Regions from separate parts of the Homo sapiens genome. Here region 2 is linked to region 1. Evidence: read pairs that join two places in POLR2A ChIA-PET (ENCODE). Cell type or tissue: OCI-LY7. All regions are shown on one strand. Each heading gives the region's core, and the rest is flanking DNA. Links, peaks and the distances in the headings are about the cores only.

What was found. ChIA-PET counts read pairs that join two places held together with the same protein. Peaks named below come from ENCODE experiments on the same cell type or tissue, not always from the same donor. Only the 100,000 strongest peaks of a DNase experiment are listed, where the experiment ranks them.
Region 2: POLR2A ChIA-PET joins it to region 1 with 5 read pairs; 1 of 35 experiments calls an interaction of 5 or more read pairs at or near these places.

The regions. Positions count from the first base shown.
Region 1 is chr7:2,260,036-2,264,411 of GRCh38, reverse strand. SNX8 (sorting nexin 8) reads left to right here. Exons shown (of 11, transcript NM_013321.4): 6 at 1-114; 7 at 1,050-1,182. Among named protein-coding and RNA genes, the nearest start is that of MIR6836, 4.6 kb to the right of the region's middle. In OCI-LY7, for the core only: no CTCF peak of the experiment used is centred there; a DNase peak (open chromatin) is centred at 2,621; H3K27ac peaks cover 841 bases.
Region 2 is chr7:2,108,271-2,112,646 of GRCh38, reverse strand. All of the region lies in intron 11 of MAD1L1 (mitotic arrest deficient 1 like 1), which reads left to right. It overlaps LOC105375127 (a long non-coding RNA gene), which reads right to left and starts at 2,067. Exons shown (of 2, transcript XR_001745063.2): 1 at 1-2,067. RefSeq lists enhancers at 2,344-2,513, 1,509-2,708, 2,226-3,130. In OCI-LY7, for the core only: a CTCF peak has its summit at 3,423 (motif pointing right); DNase peaks (open chromatin) are centred at 2,266 and 3,406; H3K4me3 peaks cover 2,318 bases; H3K27ac peaks cover 2,668 bases.

The DNA.
Region 1 (4,376 bases), core at 125-4,124:
GCTGATCCGGAACATCTACAATAGCTTTCACAAGCTTCGCGACAGGGCCGAGCGGATCGCATCGCGGGCCATCGACAATGCGGCAGATCTTCTCATATTCGGGAAGGAGCTAAGGTAGGTGACCTTTCAGCTTCTGCAGGGGCACGCGCGGTGGGACGGGAATCCATGCTGGTGAAGGGCTTGGGCGGAAAGTGCGTTTACCGTAATAACCAGCATCCTGACCTGTTTCATCTCAGAAGGGGCAGAAAGTGGCTCAGGCACATGGGGGGTCATATTTGGAAGAAACACGGGAGAATTTCGGCCCTGAAACACGGATTTCTGAGCACGAGTAAATGCTCACCAGTTTCTAGTCTGGTAGTTTTTTCACTGTCAGGATGAGACTTTAAAAAAAGATCCCAGGCCAGGCGTGGTGGCTCACACCTGTAATCCCAGCACTTTGGGAGGCCGAGGTGGGTGGATCACGAGGTCAGGAGTTCAAGATCAGCCTGGCCAAGATGGTGAAACCCGTCTCTACTAAAAATACAAAAAAAAGTTCTCTGGGCGTGGTGGCGGGTGCCTGTCATCTCAGCTACTCGGGAGGCTGAGGCAGAGAATTGCTTGAACCTAGGAGGCGGAGGTTGCAGTGAGCCGAGATCGCGCCACTGCACTCCAGCCTGGGTGATACAGCGAGACTCCGTCTCAAAAAAAAAAAAGATCCCTTTGACTTGGGGAAGAACAGACCATGGGCTGGCAGCGCTTCCTTTGCCTGAGGGGAGGGGAGACCCCACCCGGGACTCTGCTTGCCCCAGCAGTGCCCGTCACCTGTGCACACATGTCACCTGGGGGCTGGTTGGGAAGAAGAGACGCAGCAGGTCCTGAGGTGCAGCCCCAGGGCCACCCTTTCTCCCGGGCTCCCAGGGTCCCCACAGGCCACTCTTTGAGCAGCAGGGTCCTAGGACGGGGTCACGCAGGTTGCCGTGGAGGACATCTGTCGGGGGGGATGCCAGACTCGACTGCCAGGTGAGCTCCAGGCCTTGAGTGTCTCCTCTCCTGTGTGCTTGCTCCCTCAGTGCAATAGGGTCTGACACGACCCCGCTGCCCTCCTGGGCCGCTCTGAATAGCAGCACGTGGGGGTCCCTGAAGCAGGCTCTGAAAGGCCTGTCTGTGGAATTCGCGCTGCTCGCCGACAAGGCTGCACAACAGGTGAGTGGATCGGTTCTCCCAGGCGCCTGTTCCAGAGAACACGCTATGCCTTTGCATGGGGAGTGCCTCCTGCTTAGATGGGCGTCACAGTTCGTTTTTGTTTTGTTGTTTTGAGAAGGAGTCTCCCTCTGTTGCCAGGCTGGAGCGCAAAGGCGCAATCTCGGCTCGCTGCAACCTCTGCCTCCTGGGTTCAAGTGATTCTCCTGCCTTAGCCTCCTGAGTAGCTGGGATTACAGGTGTCCACCACCATGCCTGGCTAATTTTTTGTATTTTTAGTAGAGATGAGGTTTCACCATGTTCGTCAGGCTGGTCTTGAACTCCTGACCTTAGGTGACCTGCCCGCCTCGGCCTCCCAAAGTGCTGGGATTACAGGCGTGAGCCACTGTGCCCGGCCGGCTTCCCAGTTCTGAGCCGAGTGAATGACAGCTGTGCCCTGGGTGGGAGCTGCCCATCCACATCTGTTCCTGGTGGCTCCCTGGGAGCGTTTACGCTTTCGAGAGGGGGTTGCCAGCGACAAAACAGATTAGGCTGTAGTCTTGAGTGTTGATTTTGCTGAGGTTGGAAGACAGACTCTGTCTTTGAAAAGATGATCTTGGGCTTCCAGGCATACTCCTGGGTGGACCAGATAGTTCCCACTTTGCTGTCTGAGTCCACTAGGATTTGGCACTGGAGACTTAACTCATCAGAATAATAAAGCCCCAGCACCTGAGCGGCTCCCACCTCCCGCTCCACACACAACCTCAGGCAGTGCTCCTGCTGCATGGGCAGAAGCTGATTTCAGAAATTCGCCAAGATCTTGGAGTCATTTGGGATCAGTTTGAAGATACGGTGTTTACTATCACACTGGAAAGCTCATCTGGGTGCTTTTATGTTAAGAAAAAGTGTTACATGGCTGGGCACAGCGGCTCACACCTATCATCCCAGCGCTTTGGGAGGCTGAGGCAGGAGGACTGCTTGAGCCCAGGAGTTCAGGACCACCCTGGGCAACAGAGCAAGATCTCATCTCTATCAAAAATAAAAAAAAATTAGCCAGGGGTGGTGGTGCGTGTCTGTAGTCCCAGCTACTCACGAGGCTGAGGTGGGAGGATCACCTGAACCCAAGAGGTAGAGGCTTCAGTGAGCCATGATGGTGCCACTGCACACCAGCCTGGGCGACAGAGCGAGACCCTGTCTCAAAAACAAAAAAAAGTGGACATAGTTGTGAATGTGGGAGCTTGCTGCCTAGTTCCTATTTCTTGGGAAAGTGGCCTCCAGGCTACTCATATTAGTTTGAAGAGAGTGATCAGAGTGTGCCCGTGAGGGCTGTGCTTCCCCTGAGCCCCGGAGCTCCTGAGTGGCTTGGTGAATGGTGAACCCACCTGCTGTGGAGTCGGGGCTTTTTAAGCTGGAAACGGGGCGCTCAGGTGCCCGTGACGTTTTTCGTGCTGAAGAGGAAATTCGATGTCTTTGCTGGTGTGGAAAGTCTTGGGTTTTCTTCCTCTTCCGCCCCCGTGCTTCTGTGTTCCCTTTAGAAACGGAGGGAGGGCACTGTTGGTTTCTGTAGATTGGGGCTGAGTCTCTTCTGTCTCCAGGTCTGTGTGCCCACTCCCCCCAGGTGGAGGGGACCGAGAACGTGGGGCTGGGGGCTTTTCAGGATAGAGACAGAGGACCTCAGGGCCCTGCCCTATGCATTGTGTGTCTGTGCTGTGACCATGATCAAGCTATTCTGGTCTCCAGGCCTCAGTTTCCCCATCAATTAAATACAAGGGGGTTGGACTAGATTATTAAAACAGCTATTTCTTTTTTTTGTTTGTTTTTGAGACGGAGTCTCGCTCTGTCGCCCAGGCTGGAGGGCAGTGGTGTGATCTCGGCTCACTGCAACCTCTGCCTCCCGGGTTCAAGCGATTCTCCTGCCTCAGCCTCCCCAGTAGCTGGGATTACAGGTGTGCACCACCACACCCGGCTAATTTTTGTATTTTTAGTAGAGATGGGGTTTCACCGTGTTGGCCGGGCTGGTCTCAAACTCCTGACCTCAAGTGATCCGCCAGCCTCGGCCTCCCAAAGTGCTGGGATTACAGGCACGAGCCTCTGTGCCCAGCCAAAGGAGCTGTTTCTGTAATCTGCTGACCCTTTCCCCCAAGCTCAGTGTGCAAAGCATAAAAGCCATTCTTGTCACAGGGACCCAGAACCTTCCCACATTCCACTCCCTCTTCAGCAGGTGGCTGTTGGCGGGGTGCCCAGAGTGCCCTGGGGCTCTGCAGAGCTCAGGATGAGCATCACTCATGAGGTGATTTCCAAGGTTTTTTCTGATTCAGCCCTGGATGCCGCATTTCCACCTTGAAGAGGGAGAGAAGGTTGAGGCTTCTGGTGCAGTAGGAGTTTATGGCTTGAGGTTCTGCCCAGCTCTGTGACTCTTGGACATCTCATGAGTTGTGTTTTGGGACTGTGATGTCTGGAGAAGTGCTGTTTCCTGAATCTCTCTCACTGTCCTTGGTTGTAGTGAAATTGAGCTTTTACATGAAACAAACCTCGAGGCCTTTCATTTGATGCAGCAGAAGTTCCATCTCACCCTTGCTGTTCAGTCGGGGGCAGCGAGGACCGTTTTTCCTAAGTCTGCTTGTACTTACACCAGTTATACTCTCCCCAGACCTATTAGGAGCTGAAGGTAGCCATATCCCAGCAAGACACGTGAGACTCGGAGTAGGGTCTGTGTTTTCCATGGTGACGGGATCTTCGCCTTGGTTAAAGGCGCATGCATTAATGGTTTAGGGCACATTTGTCCAACCTGTGGCCCACAGGCTGCGTGTGGCCCAGGACAGCTTTGAATGTGGCCTAACACAAATCCGTAAACTTGGTTGGGTGCAGTGGCTCATGCCTGTAATCTTAGCACTTTGGGAGGCTGAGATGGGCAGATCACCTGAGGTCAGGAGTTTGAGACCAGCCTGGCCAACATGGTGAAACCCCATCTCTACTAAAAATACAAACATTAGCCAGGCGTGGTGGCGGGCACCTGTAATCTCAGCTACTCGGGAGGCTGAGGCAGGAGAGAATCGCTTGAACCTGGGAGGCGGAGGTTGCAGTGAGCTGAGATCATGCCACTGCACTCCAGCCTGGGTAACAGAGCAAGACTCTGTCTCAAAAAAAAAGCCAAATCTGTAAACTTTCTGAAAACATTATGAGATTTACACACAGACCTACCTACCTTCCTTCCTTCC
Region 2 (4,376 bases), core at 252-4,251, 150 kb after region 1:
TGTCCTCGCCTCCTGTGCTGTCTCCTTGGTCTTGAGAAGCCCAGGTGTCAGCACACACCATGTTTTACTTACCCATCCAGTCCTCACGTGCGCACAGGGTCTTTCTGGAATTGCTAATCCATGGCTCTGTGAGGAGAGGTTGACTTGCGAGGGTGCAGTGTCTGTGGACAGGCCGTTCTGTCCTTGGCCTACCGTTCCCAGTGGAAGTGGCGTTTTCTCAGCACCGTGGGTGCCGTTGTGTTTCCCACTGCCTGGTGTTGTGTTCTTTGTTTGTGGTTCCCTTAGGTTTACCGCTTAGAGCTGGTGTTTCATTTTGAGTCTTTTTCATTCTGGTTGATTAAAAAAAACTGTCTATACAGCCTCATTTGCCCTTCTGCTGTGCAGCTGCGCATTTTCACATGCCTGGGGCTGACTTGCGGCCCCACCACCCCAGACTCCCCTCCCTGGCCACCCCAGCATGCTTTCTGTCTGGTGATTTTGCCTTTTCCAGAACGTCATACAAATATGGCATCTTTGGCTCATGGAGGTGCATTTGGGACTCACCGCGTGGCTGTGTGAATCGCAGCGCTGCTTTTCGTTGCTGAGTGATGCTCCAGGCACGGCTGCTCTGGGACTTGTTTATTCGTTCACTGGTTGAAGGACATCTGTATTGTTTCTGGGTTTGGTGAAATGGAGTAAAGCTGCTGGAAATGTTGGCTTTGTATGATCTAAACTCTTACTTTTCCTTGAGCACATACTTAGGAGTGGGACTGCTGGATCCTGGCATCCTTTTAACTTCAGAAGACATTGCCTTGTGGGTCTCCACAGCGGGAAGCATCCGGTGTGTGCGTTCGCGGTGTGTGCGTTTGCTGTGTGTGCAGGTCCACTCCGCACAGGCCTGCTCCTGCTGGGCCACGCCAGGGTTTTGGGCTTAGCTGCCCCCACAGGGCTGTGTGGGCTGTGTGTTGCGTTTTCCAGCGTGCGGCTGCTGGCCCCAACCTGGCGTCAGACAGTTGCTGTGGTGCTTTCTGCAGCCCCCAGCCGTGTTGGCTTGCACAGCCCTCTGGACTTGTGGTCATCATGGAGTTGTAGCCCCTTTTCCCCACCTGATTTCCCACGTATCGGGATCAAATCTAAGCTGGTTTCGTTTTGCTTCCTCTCAAGTCTTTTGTCTTTCCTCCCTTCCTCCTTTTTCATTGATCTCTGTTCTCCGGTGACTTTAGGGAAAGACTGTACCTCATTCATTCCGAGGCACGCTCCTTGACTAGAGCAGAGAGCAAGGGCTGAGCAGCCACGGTCTCGAAAGCTCCTTGCCGCCTGGGAGGCTTCCACGCCTGGGACTGGGGGCTGGGCAGCCAGCGTGCAGAGGTGGAGGGGTGCATGGAGGCGCCTGCGGGCTCTGAGGCCTGGCTTCCCGAGCCCCTCTAGTCTTCATCTGTGGGACGATCACACAGACCGCATGGTGTGGGGGGAGCGAGGGGCGGGCACAGTGGACGCTCGGTGTGTGTGCTCCTCCTCTCTCCCTGTTTCTTCTTTGTTCCTCTTGTCTTTAATTTACTTTTCGTCGGAGGACTTGGCCGCAGCGTGCCCTGTGGACTTGAGACCGAAGCTCTCTTCTGCTCTTTGTACCCTGCTGCTTCCTGATCCGTTCTTCCTCCCCTCACTTGTGTACAGGACTCGAGGGAGGGATGGGGTGAGAGCAGAGCAAGCCAGGGATGTAGTGAGCTTTGTTTGGACAGGAAGGGTTTGCCCGCGCCGTCATCTCCTCGGCTCTGCTGGGAAACTGTGTTTGAGGGAGATGGTGGGGTCTGAGCGCAGACGGCTGTTGTCCTGTGAGATGCAGAAAGCGCTTCTTATGGGCGTGCACCATGGAATTCCCTGCTCGGACCGCACTGGGGGCAGGCGGTGAGTATCGGTATAGAAGTAGCTTTTATTAATTGGTGAAGCCCGTCACAGATCTGAAAGCATCTTAATAGTCTGAAATGATGGCTCTTCAGCAAGAAAAATTTGATTTGGGACAAAAGGGAGACACTTGAGACCCAAAATGACTTGGCTGTGTTGAGGATGGGAAGGAGGCCTTCATCTGCCGCACGTCTGAGTCACTCCAGAGTTTTCTCCACTGCCAGTGTGAGTCAGAGCGAATCACTGTTGGGTTGTGACTTCAGAAGAAGTGAACTCTGTCTCAGGCTGTATTAATAGAAGTAGATGCTTCACAGGAGAGGAGGTGTCTGTGCGAGTCACAGCCCTGCGGGGTCTGATTTCCGCTTTGGGCGTGGCTTCTGAGCCGGGACCTCGAGGCGCCAAGGGAACAGGAGCAGCCGGGCAGCTGCTCGCTTGGTTGTGCCTGCTGTGTACCGAGGCGTGGGGCATGGCGGCACGGCTGTGAGCGCACAGTCCAGCCACAGAAGGAGGCTTCAAGAATCTTTGCGGTGCTGCCATCTGGACATCTGTGTCATTGAAGTCACAGGAGGAGGCTTCAAGAATCTTCGAGGTGCTGCCATCTGGACATCTGTGTCATTTTGATAACGTGTGTGAGATCAGTGGAGGGGAGCCTTAGGAAAATCGGCTGTGGTTTAATAAACTGAACTTCCCGCTGCTTTGAGCCGGAGCCTCCTGGACTGGAAAGGCGTGGGCCTCATGGCCACCTCCGGCCTGCGCAGCTGGGTCTGCACTCTCACAACTGTGCTGAGCCCACGCTTGTGCCCTTACTAGTGGCCTGACCTCTGCGCTGTGGAGAAGGGTGGATATTGTCGCCAACTCTCAGACTTCTTGTGTGTGTTCAGAAAGTACCCAAACGGATTCAAAGGAATAATTAGCGTATCCTGTAAGATATGAATCTTAATTCCTAAATTACATATTTAGCAGATTGTCCAAAATAGCACTTGTAATGGCAACATTCAATTAGTTTAAAAAATGTATATTATTGCAACACTCGCCATGAGTTTTATTTAGAGGTTTCTAAATATAATGCTATAAAAACACAGAAGTGTTTAAAACTATTTAGACCCACGCAGCCGCAGTGAGCTCTTGCTAAACTTCCTACGTTAACCAGCTCTTGACAATCTTGGATTGTGGGGAAGTCTTCTGATGTAGTCCCTAAAGCTGACACGCCAGAGCATCTCGAGGCTGTTGGGGGCTGTTGCTGGGATCCTGAGGCCGCACACCTCCCTGCTATGAGTTCTGACGTTTACAAACATAGGAAGTGAGTTGAAATGACAGAGTCCTTGGGGCCCCACTCTTGAGTGTCCTCCTGGGGTTGGCGGGCGTGGGGCTCCCGCTGTGCCGGGTTCGGCTCCTGTGTTGCCGTGTTCCCTGCGGCTGCTGCAGCCGCTTCTCGTCACCTGATTGTGTGTGCGCCTCCAGTGCTCTCATGGGCTGCTTAAGGCAGGGACTATCCATGTGGCCTGAAGAAGAAGCCGAGGCCCGGGGAAGTTGCATGTAATTGACACCAGAGGGCTGGCCTCATTTCAGGAGGAGCAGAGCTCGGGTTTTCCGTCTAGGTGGGAGATGGGATGGTGATGGGCCCACAGGCAGGGCCTGTCCTCTGATGGGAATCCGAAGTGGGTGCGGAGGACCCAGAGCTGAGGGTGAGCAGCTCTGAGCTGCAGAGCGGGTGCGGGGAGGCTGTGTGCGCAGCACAGGGAGGCGTCTGGAATGGCCGGGTGGGGGTCTGGAACCCATACTTGGTAGCGCCTGTTTGGTCTGTCCCGTGCTCTTCCTGCGAGCCCTCGCGGGGGCCCTGCACTTCCCCAGGAGCTGCCTCAGAGATGTGCCAGTGAAGAAGGGATGGAACTGATCGTGGATCGGGCCGGCTCCTGGAGGCCACCTGGGCCCATTTCTGACAGCCGCTCCTGCCGCGTCCCTAGCTCAGAAGGAGCTCGAGGCTGAGCCGTTTCCCCAGGGCTGCTGCCTTTGTTTCTCCCATTCTGAAAGGAGATGAAAGTTTCTACTGACCTTAGAGAGAAAGCCAGAGTGAAACCCCCTCTGCCAACCCCTGGCTCCCTGTGAAAAGCCTTCCTGGTAATCAAGTGTTTACAGAGGAAGGCTTTGTTCAGACCCTTTCTGGGGCTCTGTATGTTTAAACAAAGAGCTTTTTAGACCTAAACACAGATGTTCATTTGAAAATGAAAAATCAAATTAAGCAGAACCAGCCTTTGAAAGTTAATGCCCTATAGCAAGTAAAACAAAGGGAGAAAAACACTGTGTTGTAAATTTTACTTAAATAACTTTTTATTTTAAATAAAGTTTTAAACTAAAAAAGTATAATTTGAAAGCCACTCATCTTCCTCTCTGTCCTCCAGTAGAACATCTGTGCTGATTCTGACGCGGATGAATGACATGAATTAAACCAAAACCGTCGGAGCGCTCTTTTTACCATAATTACACCTTGTTCGTTT